Linked DNA regions of Homo sapiens: region 2 is linked to region 1. The links are chromatin contacts, found by Hi-C or POLR2A ChIA-PET in ENCODE. All regions are on one chromosome and are shown on one strand. The core of a region is the stretch at or near the end of the contact, and the rest is flanking DNA. Distances in the headings are between cores, read along the strand shown. Region 1 overlaps KLF9-DT (KLF9 divergent transcript). Region 2 overlaps TRPM3 (transient receptor potential cation channel subfamily M member 3).

What was found. Hi-C counts contacts between places; a loop is a spot of excess contacts on that map. ChIA-PET counts read pairs that join two places held with the same protein, here RNA polymerase II (POLR2A). Pooled maps may share reads with other maps.
Region 2: a map with no recorded cell type shows a loop between it and region 1 (2.0-fold over the local background). The contact joins two enhancer-like sites. A Hi-C loop is called at or near these places in 7 of 168 maps with a recorded cell type or tissue (A673, CD4-positive, alpha-beta T cell, CD8-positive, alpha-beta T cell and 4 more), 9 of 37 single-sample maps with no recorded cell type and 11 of 50 pooled maps. POLR2A ChIA-PET finds 5 or more read pairs at or near these places in 6 of 52 experiments (A549, AG04450, activated CD4-positive, alpha-beta T cell and 3 more).

The regions. Positions count from the first base shown.
Region 1 is chr9:70,523,343-70,530,607 of GRCh38, reverse strand. The region is part of intron 3 of KLF9-DT (KLF9 divergent transcript); the gene reads right to left. TRPM3 (transient receptor potential cation channel subfamily M member 3) reads left to right here. Exons shown (of 26, transcript NM_001366145.2): 26 at 1-1,548. Among named protein-coding and RNA genes, the nearest start is that of KLF9, 110 kb to the right of the region's middle. Within about 2 kb of position 4,852, at least 2 of the 41 ENCODE cell types and tissues checked have a DNase peak (open chromatin) inside an H3K27ac peak, as active enhancers do.
Region 2 is chr9:70,606,150-70,613,775 of GRCh38, reverse strand. TRPM3 (transient receptor potential cation channel subfamily M member 3) reads left to right here. Exons shown (of 26, transcript NM_001366145.2): 19 at 3,027-3,167. It overlaps LOC107984011 (a long non-coding RNA gene), which reads right to left. Exons shown (of 3, transcript XR_007061572.1): 3 at 5,504-6,718. Among named protein-coding and RNA genes, the nearest start is that of KLF9, 200 kb to the right of the region's middle. Within about 2 kb of position 5,660, at least 8 of the 41 ENCODE cell types and tissues checked have a DNase peak (open chromatin) inside an H3K27ac peak, as active enhancers do.

The DNA of each region.
Region 1 (7,265 bases), core at 3,603-6,102:
TCTAAGAGAGGATTTTGGTGACCAGGTAATCCAGATGGCAATAAGAATGAGGTGAATTTTCCCTTCCTTACCTTACCTAGTCTACCAGCCTCCTTAAACCTGCAGGCCCTTGTGCGTTTGCACAATGTTTGTGTGCTGGAAACTGAAAAGACATGTGTATGGCTAGAAGTCCATAGGCTTTGTAAAGAGTGTCAGTGCCAATCAGGACCCATGCCTTCCTCTGGAGGAGACAGGTGGCTGAGGCCTATGGGGCAAAGGGGGAAATTCAGCCTTGTGCCTGGATGTGCGGCTTTCTTTCTCCCCTCTTCTTGCTTCTCTTCTCTTAGTCTAAGACTAGCTGCTTTTTCACCAGACCAACAGACCCTTGCCCACATTACCTTTATACCTTGTTGACCCTCGCACAGTAAGCTGAAACAGCGGCCGCTTGGAAAAAGGCAAACATTTAGACTTTGTCCCAGGCCTGATCTTCCCACCAACTTAGCCTCCTCCTGCCTCTACCCCGGCTGGTGTTCACATTGACCTCGTCCAATTTTTGCCTCTCTAAATCTCAAGAGTCCTACACATCTTCACCGCAGCTTCCCACACATCATTAAAACCAGCCATCTGCACATAGACTGAGAGGCTGCAAATTCAAACACATGGAGGGGCCGGATCCAGAAAACACAAATGTGTGAACTGGACTGGTGAAAGTCAACAGAAGTAGGGTTTGTAAGTAAGGCATGACAGAATACACATCCCACCACAAACACCTTCAAATTCAGCTTTCCAAACACTGTCCTAGCCAAACAAACATGTCTGCCAGCAGCATTCAGTCCCAAAGGCAATAGTTTGGGACCTCTGATTTAGAGCCAACAGGATCAGATTCTTGATAGTGACTTGGTGAGTGTACACACAAAATACACTGAGAACCGAGAGGGGGGAAAAGAAACTCGCCTTATTCAGAGTTACTCTTGTTCTGAATGATATATGCATGTATATTTGTTAGCCACATAATTCTAAACTTGAACACAGAGTCTTTGTGAGAGAGATTCAGAAGAAGAGTACCATAGCATGGTATGAAGACTTACCTGCTTCCTGTCACTACTGCGTCTGACCTGAGTTTATATTGCTGCTACCGCTGTGTAAAAACAGTACGTGCAGTATACTGTACTCATAGCCATTTCATAATATAGGACCTAGACTCTCATTTGTAAACGTTCTAACCCTAGTTTATAATGGGGGAAATTATTCAGATATCATTTTTAAATGAATTCCTACAAATACAATGGTTTTAAAATTGGGTTTGCTGAATATATATACATCTTTTCCTTCTTTGTGTATGGATGGACCACGGTATGCATATCTATCGACACTATAAATATATATAAATCCTTAGAAGAATTGTTCTTTTTTAAAGGTCTATTATTGGATTCACAATGCACTTTGAGTTTGATTGTTTAGATATACAATTCAGAGCAGAAGTTGGCAGATACCACGGGAAAAACTTTCTGAAATTTCTGTAACAAATGTTTTGCAATAAAAAAAAAAACTCAGTAGTTTAAAACATGACTTGGACTTCTTTGTGCACTTATTTGCTGCCATCTAATCTTCACCATCCTCATCCTAAGAACTTTTGGAGTAGAGATAATTGCCTAGGGCTCCACAAATTACTTGTTCCGGTGAGCAGAAGTTGCAAACTGGTAGCCTGTGGGTCATATCTAACCAGTAGGAAAAGGGTATTATTGGCCAGCAATTTTTTTTTTTAATTTGGAACATTTAAAAATTGAGCCTGGGCACAGTGGCTTACTCCTGTAATCCCTGCACTTTGGGAGTCCAGGGTGGGAAAATCCCTTGAGATAAGGAGTTCGAGACCAGCCTGGCCAACACGGTGAAACCCCATCTCTATTAAAAATACAAAAATTAGCCGGGTATGGTGGCACATGCCTGTAGTCCCAGCTACTCTGGAGGCTGAGATGGGAGGATTGCTTGGACCCAGGAGGTCGAGGCTGCAATGAGCCAAGATGGCACCACTGCACTCCAGCCTGCCTAGGCAACAGGTCGAGACTCTGACTCAAAAGTAAATAAATAAATAAATAAATAATTGACAGATTTCACATCTAATTCCAGATTTCTAGCTTCTTTTAAAAAACCTGAAGATCTGGTAATATAAGACCCATGTTTTCATATGACAATAATCAGCTGAATCATGGCATCTTGGGTGCTCTTTTAGAAGGAGCCTGTACTCTCTAATATACCACAGTCCCCACCATTCTCAAGTTCCCTTTACTCAGAGCATTACCTGGATGGCCCCTACATGTACTGGGAGGATGAAATTCAGCCCATAACAGTGGGTGAATTTGTGAGTGGAAATGTAGTGGTCTTTTACAATTTTAATTTCTTTTAAGGTAAAGGAATCAGAATACAAGAATCAACTGGAAACAACATATGTGTTGGTCAACAGGAGAAAATAACTGATTATGATACATGATTAAAAATAATTAAATTTTGTGTATTGACATAGATGTCATTGCTATATTCTTAAGTCTATTTAAAAAGAAGTACAGAGAAGCATATATGGTCTGTCTCAGTCCATTTGGGCTGCTATAACAAAATACCTTAGGCTGGGTGATTAATTTATAAAAAGAGAAACTTATTGCTTACAGTTCTGGAGGCTGGGAAGGCCAAGATCAAGGCACCAGCAGACTCGGTGTCTGGTAAGGGCTTGCTCTCTGCTTCACAGATGGCACCTTCCTGCAGCCTCACATGGGGGAAGGTGCAAGGGAGCTTCCTTGAGCCTCTTTTAAAAGGACACTAATCCCAGTCGTGATGGTGAAGCCTTCATAACTTAATCACTTCCCAAAGATCCCTAATACTATCACACTATTAGTTTCGAACGTGAATTTTAAGGTGACACCAACATTCAGACCATAGCATGTTCTAATATCAATTTTTGTAAAAATTAAACCAGGCATATAGATTATGGATGTATTTGCATATGAATAGTAAAAGTCCAAAAGAATATCACAGAAGAGAATAAAATTTTTGCAACAGAACTTTTTTTTCACAAAAATTCAAATGCTGTGTAAGGGCAACCTAAAGTGACCTAAGTAAAATTAATGCAAGTATCACTAGACATGAACCAGGAGGATTTTCTTTGCTTTCTTTCTCCTCAGAAACCTGTTGTAGGTATTGTGACAATAATCATAAGCCTTATAATGGCAGGTCATCTTCTCCAAGGTATGGTAAAGCTGGAATAAAAGAAAATAAAAATGGTAGCAATGGTTTAACTATTAATGTTGGGAAATTATAATTTTAGGCATAAATATAATCAATGCCTTTTGAGCAGCTACTTTGTTCCTCTAGAAGAACTGAAAATTTTATTAAAAAAGCAAGACAGTCATGACTAAAAAGATAATTACATGTTTTAGTTATTTAATTAGAGCTGTTGAAAAAATGGGGACAAGCAGCCTAAGTTTAGCTCATCAACACTAAAACTATTCAAGTAGAAGCAAAATAGCCACCAGAAAGGCAGCGTATGGATGGTTTCCCACATTTGGGTTGGAAATTGGACTAAAAAATCTGCTCTGAGACTCTGTGTAGAACAGACTCAAAATCTTCTTAGAATAAAAGGAAAGAATGAACATTTGTAGCCTAGAAGGACCTGAAGGAATCGGGCAAGACTAAAGAAGCCAGGAGGTAGAGTCTGGCATTTCCAAGCCTGGAGTCCCAGGCAAAAACAAAGGTGTAGCCGCAAGAATAATTGAGGCAGGCCAGGCGCGGTGGCTCACACCTGTAATCCCAGCACTTTGGAAGGCCAAGGCAGGTGGATCACCTGAGGTCGGGAGTTCGAGACCAGCCTGACCAGTAGAGAGTATTTTAGTCTCTACTAAAAGTACAAAATTAGCCAGGCATGGTGGTGCATGCCTATAATCCCAGCTACTCGGGAGGCTGATGCAGGAGAATTGCTTGAACCCAGGAGGTGGAGGTTACGGTGAGCCAAGATCGCACCATCACACTCCTGCCTGGGCAACAAGAGCAAAACTCCACGTCAAAAAAAAAAAGAAAAGAAAGAATAATTGAGACAAATGCCTGGGCTCCAGTTGGAAACCAACCTAACCAGAGCGGAGGATTCACATTGGAGATTTGCCGGAAAGTATGGCAATCCCTTATATTCATTTAATCTCAACACATTTATGAGATTGCCATTAATATTCCCATGTCCCAGATGGGAAAAAATGGGGTTCATTATTTTATTTTGTTTTATTTTATTATTTTGAGACAGGGTCTCACTTTTTTGCCCAGGCTGGAGTGCAGTGGCATAATCTCGGCTCACTGCAACCTCTGCCTCCCAGGTTCAAGCAATTCTCCTGCCTCAGCCTCCCTAGTAGCTGAGACTACAGGCACACACCACAAGGCCTGGCTAATTTTTGTATTTTTAGTAGAGTTGAGATTTCACCATGTTGGCCAGGCTAGTCTTGAACTCCTGACCTCAAGTGATCTGCCCGCCTCGGCCTCCCAAAGTGCTGGATTACAGACCTGAGCCACCGCACCCAGCCCCATCATTTTATACATCAATGGTTTGAACGTTATTCTGTGATGAAAAGAAAGCGACTGAAAAATTCTGGTCCAAAATGTGGGCTGTAACATTATGGCATGGCAAGGGAGAGGGTAGGTACAGTGAGACTAATTGCAGGATTCCAGGCTCCAGGTGATAAAACCTTATAGATTAAAAGACACTTTGGAGAAATTTCACAACTCAATTCAGGAAATATTTCTTGGATATCCACAATTTGAAAAACACTTGACTAAGTGCTAGTACCTTCTGTGTGAAATGTCAGCCTCTTACTCAATTTCCTGGTGAACAATTAGTCATATTTCATAGAGGACTATTTTTCAGTGTATGAGCATGACTTGAAATGCCTCCTTGCTGGCAGTCATTTTGTGCAATATGGAAGAGCTCTATACCTTTGGCTACACCCTTAGAGAAGGAGGCATTGACCCAAGAACACCAATCAGAGTTTTTTCTTTGAGGATCTGGAATAGAGTTGAGAGAGCTGAGCAATTCCGGGTATTGAAACCATAACTTATAGTCTCAGGAATTGTCAGCAATCATGTTTCTACATACTGGCTGACTTGCAGAAGAAGTCAGTCTGCCAAAAAATACAGAAATTAATAAAGACACAGAGACGGGGCAGATACATAAAACGAAGTTTCTAGGCTCTTCCTGGAACATGGCTATCATCTCACCTTTGATGTCTAAAGCCATATCAGTATCTTTAAAATAAATTTTCTCTTTAGTAGGCTGAATAATGGCCCCCAAAGATGTCCATGTCCTAATCCTCAAAAATCTGTGAATGTTACCTTATATGGCAAAAGGGATTGTGCCAATGTGATTAAGAATCTGGAGATGGGTAGATGATCCTGGATTCTCCAGATGGGTCCAGTGTAATCACAAGAGACTTGTAAAAGTGAGGCAGGAGGAATCAGATTCAGAAAGTAGACTATGTGACAAGAGAAGCAGAGATTGAAGTAATACAATGTAAAGATGGAGGATGTGGCCACAAGCCAAGGAATACAGGAGCCCTCCAGAAGCTGGAAAAGACAAGGAATGCATTCCTCTCCTAGAGTCTCCAAAAGTAACTGGAACCACAGATATCTTGATTTTAGTTCCTTCAAACTCATTTTGGATTTCCGACTTTCAGAATTGTAAGAGAATAAATATGTGTTATTTTAATTCACTGTTTCTGGTGTTTTATTATAGCAGCAATAGGGAAGTAATGAACCCCTTCCCCACCTTCACGTTTTTAAAAAATCACGTTGGTGTCTAATTTTGTGCAACCACAGACTCTAAGTCTACTATATCTTTTTAATACTAAGATGTCAGCGACTATAAGAAACACCACCAAAATAATACCAGATTTGGGAAGACAGAAATATTGCCACATTAAATGTATACATTGATCAAAAATTATATCCTGGATTCAGGATGTAAAAAACAATGTGCTTAGATTTAATAAAATAAGACAGTATATCCTTCAAGTCACAACTAAAGGATACATTGCCTTCACAACTCTGCCTCTATGAAGCATTCTCCAGCCTACCACAATGAACTTTCCTTTCCTGACCAATGATATGGTTTGGATTTGTGTCCCTGACCAAATCTCATGTCAAATTGTAATCACCAATGTTGGAGGAAGGGCCTGGTGGGAGGTGATTGGATCATGGTGGCAGAATTTCCCTTTCCTGCTTTCTTGAAAGTCAGTGAGTTCTCATGAGATCTGGTTGTTTAAAAGTATGTGGCACTGGCCAGGCATGGTAGCTCATGCCTGTAATTCCAGCAGTTTGGGAGGCCAAGGTGAGTGGATCACTTGAAGTCAGGAGTTCGAGACCAGCCTGGCCAACGTGGTGAAACCCCATCTCTACTAAAAATACAAAAATTAGCAGGGCGTGGTGGTGCATGCCTGTAGTCTCAGCTACTAGGGAGGCTGAGGCAGGAGAATCGCTTGAAGCTGGGAGGTGGAGGCTGCAGTGAGCTGAGATCACACCACTGCACTCCAGCCTGGGTGACAGAGTGGGACTTCATCTCAAAAAAACAAAAAGTGTATAGCACCTCCCCCTTCTCTGTCTTCCTCCTTCTCCAGCCATGTAAGACGTGACTGCTTCCCCTCAGCCTTCTGCCGTGATTGTAAGTTTCCTGGGGCCTCCCCAGCCATGCTTCCTGTATAGCCTGCAGAATCGAGAGCAAATTAAACTTCTTTTCTTTATAAATTATCCAGTCTCAGGTAGTTATTTAGAGCAATGCAAGAACAGACTAATACAACAACACATCAAGCGTTGCATTTGTCCTCTATCACAGCAATTGTCCTTCTACGCAATACTGGTAAGTTCACCTGTTTATCTCCCAGCCAGACAGTGAGAGCCCTGGTCCCTAGCTTAGTGCCTGCAAATAGCATGAATGAAGAAATAAATGAATAGACAGTTCCTGCCCTCAACAAATTCCCAATCTGGTAGAAACACATATGTTACCATACGAATCAAACTTTTCAAAGCACCATTAACAGATTATATAAACAGAGTCCTCTAGATTACAGAGTGTACTTTTAATGTACATTCAAATTTGCAATAACTGGAAAGAAGGGTTGAAAGAAAGCTTGGAGGGGCTTCTCAGAAGAGGTGATATTTGAGCTCAAATATGTTGGCCTTGAAGAATGAGTGGAATTTCAAGAAGCAGAAAAGAGGGAGCAGGGAAGAGATTTCAGGAAAAGTAGTATAGCATGACCAACAAG
Region 2 (7,626 bases), core at 4,411-6,910, 82 kb before region 1:
TAGTAACAAGAGAATAGACCCTGACGTTGTTTACTAAGAGCCCAGTAGAAGGTTCTGCAAGAGCTTTGCTGCCCAAGCTTCTTCTCCACAGGCAGAAACAGCAGGGAGAAGGAAAGAAGGAAAGGACATGTGGCCTGGCAAACTCAGGGCTGGACAGCAGTTGTCTGTAAAGTGGACCCTTCCCTTGACTCTGATGGCAAATTCTGTCACTGCTCAGGCACTGGTCAGTGGACAGAACTTGGACAGAACTGCAGAGTGCAGCTCATTGGCACTTCCCCTCCTTTTATGGGATTGATATTTGAGCTTCTGTGTTAAACCAGTATATCCTCTCTTGGAATGGGACATTTTCCTTTGGCCCTTCCAAAACGACACACGAAAATATCAACCTCAATTCACTCCATTTTTGTAGCTTTTAGTAGTTTAGTTCACCTCAAAAGAACTTTCTCAGCCTTGACATCTGTGTCTAGCCAGCATAGATTCTCAAATCATGCTGTGCAGTTTTGTCTATATTTGACCCTGTTAGATTCTGCTTTAAGGAATGTCAAAGGAAATGTCTGAATACAGAGAAAAGACATAAACAAAATCACAAGTTAAGCTGCTTAGGCTGGAATTAATGAAATGTCAAAAATGCTTTACTTAAACCCGTGAAAGACAAGCCTTTTACAAATGCATTCATGCTGGAATATATCTGAATAATAAAGGCAAAACAGGTTTTTGCTTTTGTTTTGAATGCAGTGCTGGTTAAATGTCTCCACTTTGCCTAATAAAGTCCCCACAAGTCCACAGACCCAGGACATGTCTATAGCTCTGTTGGGAAAGTCACCATCCCCAGAAGTTACCCCAAAATGCCACTCTCCAAGATGCCTAAAAACCTTCTGGCTGTCTTTACTCTCATCTCATTGTGTCCGCAAATAGCATTAGATTCTCAAGCATATAAATAAGCAGAACAGAGGCATGATAATTATGTTACATAAATTATAGACAGCCAAATGTCATGTAACCTCAGTTTCTTGAGGTCAATGATCAATATTTATAGAATTCTATCACAGTCTAGTGTGCCATGTCCATCAGAAAGATTTACTCCACTCAATGATGAAAATACACACTTCAATAAGTCTTAGTATGGAATCTAACTTTATTAACCCAAGGGACTTTTCCAGCCGGAGTCCACAAAGGAATGGAAGTTACCTTCTCCAGAAATCCTATTGGTTACAGGTCAATCATTTGTGATTATTACATAGTTGAGTAAAGTGGATATTTGAGGTAATGAACCAAGTAGTTGAAACTAATATTTGTATACTTTAGGTAAAGTGGTTTTAAGCCAGAATTATCTAGGATTGTCTCTATTCTCAACTTCAAAACTAATGCATTGTTTCTATAATGAGCTCTCTCAACTTTAAGCTTGTTTCCCAGTACTCTGTCTTGCCCCAAATCCTTGTCAGTCCTGAAGTTATAAAGTCTTACCCTGTCTTCACATGTAATAAAAATCTCCAAACTTTGTGAAACTAGCTTTGTGTTAGAACAGTACTGAAGAATTAAAGTCAAGAAATTATGCTGTTATAGATTCTAATAACACTTTTTTGTTCTAGTGAGTGAGTGATCTCAACTAGATCATTTTAGTCAGGAGTGTCTAAGAAGGTCTCAGTTCACTTTAAAGCCTAGCTAGTGTTTACTGAGCACTTACTAAGTGCCAGATGCTACCTGACTTGTAGGCCAACCCTATAGTGAGTACTTTATTACCCTCATTTTACAGTTAAAGAAACTAAGTCTCAGAGTGGTTAAAAACCTTTCCCATGGTGCCACCAATTTGAAGTGTCTGAGTTAGGATTCAGTCTCCCGTCTGAGTGACCCAGGGCCTGGAACTCTTTCTCAGTTAAGTCATTATAGTTGTCACTGCTACTGTTGTCATGAATGAAAAGGAAATGATTCTGTTCTCAAGGAAATTTCCAGCAGCTTGGAGATGAGGACCTCTCCAGGTCAGGCCTGAATGGAATCCTTCTCCTAGTCCCACGTAGTTGCAGAGGAAGGCAGTGTTCACAGGAACTTCCATAAAACTAGTACCAGCAGTAATTCAGGATTTACAGTGTTTAAAATTAGGGAACCAAGGCACATGCCTAAGGGTCAGGGAGAAGTCGCTAACTGTTTTAGTCCCGTTTTCACATGGCCATAAAGATACCACCTGAGACTGGGTAATTTATAAACCAAAGAGGTTTAATTGACTCACAGTTCTGCATGGCTGAAGAGACCTTGGGAAACTCACAATCATGGTGGAAGGCAAAGGGGAAGCAAGGCATGTCTTATATGGTGGCAGGAGAGAGAGAGTGACAGACCGAGGAAGTGCCACACTTTAAAACCATCAGTTCTCATGAGAACTCACTATCACGAGAACAGCATGGGGGAAACTGCCCCCATGATCCAATCAATCACCTCTCACCAGGTCCCTCCCTTGACATGTGGGGATTACAATTCAAGATGAGATTTGGGTGGGGACACAGAGCCAAACCATATCACTAACCTAACTAATTGCAGGCACAGCAGATAATTTACCTCTTGAGTATTCACAACCTTTGGATAAATTAGGTATGCTGGTCCAATTTACCTTTAAGGGTCATTATCATCTGAAGAGACAGAATTTGAACCCAGATCTAGCCTGTTTCATGATATATAGAAAGAGAGCAGGTGGGGAGGAAGAATAGATTCCTGAAGCCTGGCCTTCCCAGGCTACACTGTTTCTTCCTCTCTGGACTCTGGGTATCATCTATAACCCACATCTTCTAGAATTCCCAGGGTGGAAGAGAAGAGAATGGTCAAGAAATACACCCAAGGCCTTCCATCTCAGGCAAAGGGTATTCACAGATTATACGTGTAGTGCAAATGCACTCTTAGGGAAGGTACAACCTCTAAATCTCTGGGGCCTTGGGTTCTTAGGTTCTATGAGCATCCTTTCCTCATCTGTAAAGTAAGCACATTGAACAACATGCTCTCCAGAGCCCTGTCATGATGGTATCGATTCTCTTCCAACATAGGCAATGTTGGGACGAAACAACGGGGAGTCCTCCAGGAAGAAGGATGAAGAGGAAGTTCAGAGCAAGCACCGGTTAATCCCCCTCGGCAGAAAAATCTATGAATTCTACAATGCACCCATCGTGAAGTTCTGGTTCTACACAGTAAGCACATTTCCTTTTCTCCTTCCTAGTGGATGGCCACAAGGAGCCAACGTCCATTTCTCATGCATCTGTGTGGTTTTCTCTGCAAGTCGTAAGTGCCACACACAGGAGTGAAAGTTCTGTGACCTTGCTTTTTCAATAGCTCTGCAAGATTTGTGGCGTTTGTTAGGCAGCTTTCACAGGCCACATTTTGCCTCCTCTCAGAAAATAAAGGAAATGGTGGAGGTGAGAACTAACAGTAATAGAGGTGAGATGAGTATGAGTCTTGCCTAACAGGAAAGTAGATGTTCTTTTCCGAAATACTTCCTTGTTTTGAATGGATAAGGGCTAGATCACAGTTGCCCATTTTAGATGTCAGTCCCGGATTTGGGGGTACTTTTGGTGGGTAAGGAGTGAGGAGAGTGTGGAGGTAACACCACTAAAGAAGGTAGTGTGTGTATGCATGCGTGTGTGTGCATGTGTAACTACTCACAGTCTGCTAGTGTCATCAAACAACCCTTCTTGTTCCAACACAATTAACAATATGCAAACCACAGCAGCAAAAACTACTCAAAGGCAAATATTGTTTAGTTTGCACATCCTGTAAATATTTCTGCCTACAAAAGAGTGGATTGTCCCTGAAATGACGACCTCCTGATATGGTAGAAATTGTTCAATTATTGGTTCTCTACTTCTACTGTTCAGTGATTTTTTTTTTTTTTAAGATGAGCTTTTGGCCCAGGTCATCTCCAATTCTTTCCAGCCACGGTGGAACTGTGCCAGATGAAGGATAGTGCATCTGTATTTTTAGCCCTTTCCACAACCAGCTGCGTAGCAGTCATTTGAGTCAGCAACAGGATAATCTGAATCTGAGGCCAAAATGACTCAAATGACCAGATGAGGTGCTTTTCACGTGGTCCTGTGTGCTAACACTTAACATTGACTTTAAAGCTGGGTTTCTCTACTTCAGTGCTATTGACATTTAGGGCAGGATAATTCTTCATTGTGGGGGGCTGTCCCCAACAGGTAGCATGTTTTACAGCATCCCTGGCCTCTACTCAGTGGCAACTCTTCATCCCCCAAGTATGACAATCAAAATGTCTCCAGACATTGCTAAATGTTCCCTTGTGGGATAAAATTGCCACCATTCGGAAACTACCACTTTAAAGTGTGGTCTTGAGAAAAGATAGGATATTATCGAAATGTAAATATTAGATGTTTTCAGTGAGGTAAAAATTCAAATTTATCAATGTTAGGAAAAGAGAAAAATTCTCTCCCCCCAAAAATAACTGAGGCATGCAAAAATCGTTTCTATTCATATATTTTATACAGCTCTATATTATTTTTAACCTTGCAGAAAACAGCTTAGTGGTGACAAGCATGGACTTTGGAATCAGACAGCCTGGGTGGGAATCCCATCTGCACCTCTTACCATGTGCCCTCAAACAACTTAATTTCCCCTTCTGTCCACAGTTTTCTTAAGATGCCAATAATAGTAGTTCCGATTTTATAGGATTTAATCAAGATTAAATGTGTTAAAACATGTAAAGCACTTAGAACAGTTCCTTGACATATAAGTACAATGTAACTGTGACTATTGTTTCTTCTAGGCTATTCACGTTGCCCAGCAATAGATAATCAGTGTTGTGTTCATACATCCACTCAACAAAAATAATATCTTTCTTTTATTGAGCACCTACTAAGTTTGAGGCAATGTTCTAGGTACTATTATTTAAGTACTCTTTGTAATCCTAACAACTATTTTATCAAGATAATATTTATTTATTTAGGAGACAAACTCTTACTCTGTCACCTAGGCTGGAGTGCAGTGGTACAATCTTGGCTCACTGCAACCTCCATCTCCTGGATTCAAGTGAGTCTCATGTCTCAGCCTCCCGAGTAGCTGGGATTACAGGTGTTCACCACCACACCTGGCTAATTAATTTTTGTATTTTTAGTAGAGATGGGGTTTTGCCACGTTGGCCAGGCTGGTCTTGAACTGCTGGCCTCAAGCTATGGGCCTGCCTCAGCCTACCAAAGTGCTGGGATTACAGGCAATAACCACTGCGCCCAGCCCGAGATAATATTTTTGCAGCTATTTCACACCCAGGTCTGTCCTTCCTTTTATATTATGATTCCCCAACTGTTAGCTTAGAACAGGGCTTGGCAAACTACAGCTTTTGAGCCAAATTCAACCCATGGCCTGTGATTGTGGCCTGCGAACTGAGAATGGTTTTTACATTTTTAATAAAATTTGAAAAGGAATACTTGAAACACATATTCAAATTTTAGTGTCCATAAATAATTGGAACACAGGCAGACTCTTGATTTCTGTTAAAAGAAAAACTTGAGCCGAATAAATTTAAAGGAGTTTAATTGAGCAAATGAACGATTCGTGAATTGGGCAGTCTTCCAAGCCAGAGTAGGCTCAGAGACTCTGGCAGGGCCACGTGGTGGAAGATTTATGGACAGAAAAAGGGAAGTGGCATACAGAAAACGGAAGTGAGGTACAGAAACAGCTGGATTGGTTACAGCTCAGCGTTTGCCTTATTTGAACACAGTTTGAGCAGTTGGCTACATTTGATTGACCGAAACTCGGTGATTGGTCTTGTTACACCTTCATTTGTTATAGTTCACAATGTACAGAGAAAACTTCAGGCCGAACTTAAGGAGGCAGCTTTAGGCTAAATCTCATTTACCATTAGCAATAGGCTGACTGACTGCTTTTGTGCTACCACATCAAGTTGATGAGTAGTGAGAGACAGAGAGAGACTATCGGTTCTACAAAGCCTTAAAAGTTAACCAGTTGGCCATTTGCAGAAAAAGTTTACAGACTCCCGAGAGCAGAAATCAGTAGAAATAATAGTATCAATATCTCTAAAACGTCCATGATGACAAGGGAGTTTTGTTAGAAATGCAAATTTCTAGCCCCATCATAGACCCATGGAATCCAGTCTTCAGGAAGGAGCCTAAGAGGCTGTGTTAGTTTAACCAGCTTCCCAGGCGAATCTTATGATTGGAGACACTTGAGACACGCTGCTTTGCTTATGTCATTGGCAGCTTGTTGGGAGGCTGCCTCTTTGGCGGGGGGTGGTGGGGCCTGTGTGTCCAGCACACTTCTGCGTGGCTGACTGGATTGGCCTCAGCAAACCCATCAGACTGGATCCCCCAGATCTGTTCAATTGTGTTTACATGATTCTCCAAAATTCATCTTCACATATTGACAAAGCCCAGGCCTCGAGGAAGTGACTGGAAATAAGGTATGCCAGTCTTTTGAATCACCAGACATGCTTAACAGTACAATTCAATTTCAGATTGAAGGTCCCATGTGCTTTGGGCTGTGTTTTTCTCTGTAAGAGTATTTCTCACCAGATTTTCAAAAATGGTCTCTCCTACTCTCCCAAGTTTCTGAAAGGTAGGACACACTTCATTTCCATATAACCTCACTTCTGCATCGTAGCAAGTTTCTCTAGGAGCAGATTGGGTCCTCTTCTGGTCCAAGAAGAAAGGAGGCAGGGGTCCAACTGGCTCCTAGACCCTGCTTGTTTTGAGAGCCTATTTCAGGTATCCATCTGGAGAGGATTCAAATTCAAGGTGTGAAGTGGCTGCAGGTCAGAGGACACAGTGTGTGCTCTGAGTTTCTCTAGTAGTGACCAACTCTATCCTCTACAAGACCATGTGCCCCTCTGCTCTCCAGAGGTAGTAGAAAAAGGCCCAGGAAGAAGTGAGGAAGAGCAAAGCCCCACCAGGGATCCATAGCAAACTGTGTCAGGCTTTAGTGCTTGTGTTTGATAGTTAGTTTAAGAAGCATGAATCTTAGTTAATGGAAAATGCATAGAAAGAATATATGTTAATAAAATACAAATTCTTAGAGTTCTCCTACTGACTTACTTAAATAAGACTCACAGGTTCAAAAGCTTGGAAATTCTACATACAGGTTGCTAAACCTTACAGAGTATACATATATATATATATATACACACACACACACACACACACAATTAAAGCATGTCATGTCAAGATAATCTACAGCAAGGCTGCATGAATGTTGGTGAGTTCTATGATAGGCTGCTTCCAGGACAGCAGCCAGTCCTCTGTTATGCCATCTAAACATAAGACCCTATTTTCAGAAGTCTGTATTTTGAGAGTTGTCCCAAAATATTATATTATAGCTTGACTATGGGAAAAGTTCATTATAGAATAACTGTGATGTAAAAAACAGGCAGGGGCTAAAAATGATGAAAGTGGAGGAAACATAACCAATAATGAGGGCAATTTAAAAAAAAAGAAGAGAGGTGTGAACAGTTAATTGGGGATCAAAGGGAAGTAAGGACTAAGGGAAGAGGAGACAAAAAGAATAACAGAATAATATCAGCCAGCATTTATTGGGCCTCTACAGTGTGTTGGGAGATACAGACAGACAGATAGATAGATATATAGATCCCCAGTCATTATAAAGGCCCTATAAGGAAAGTGGAAG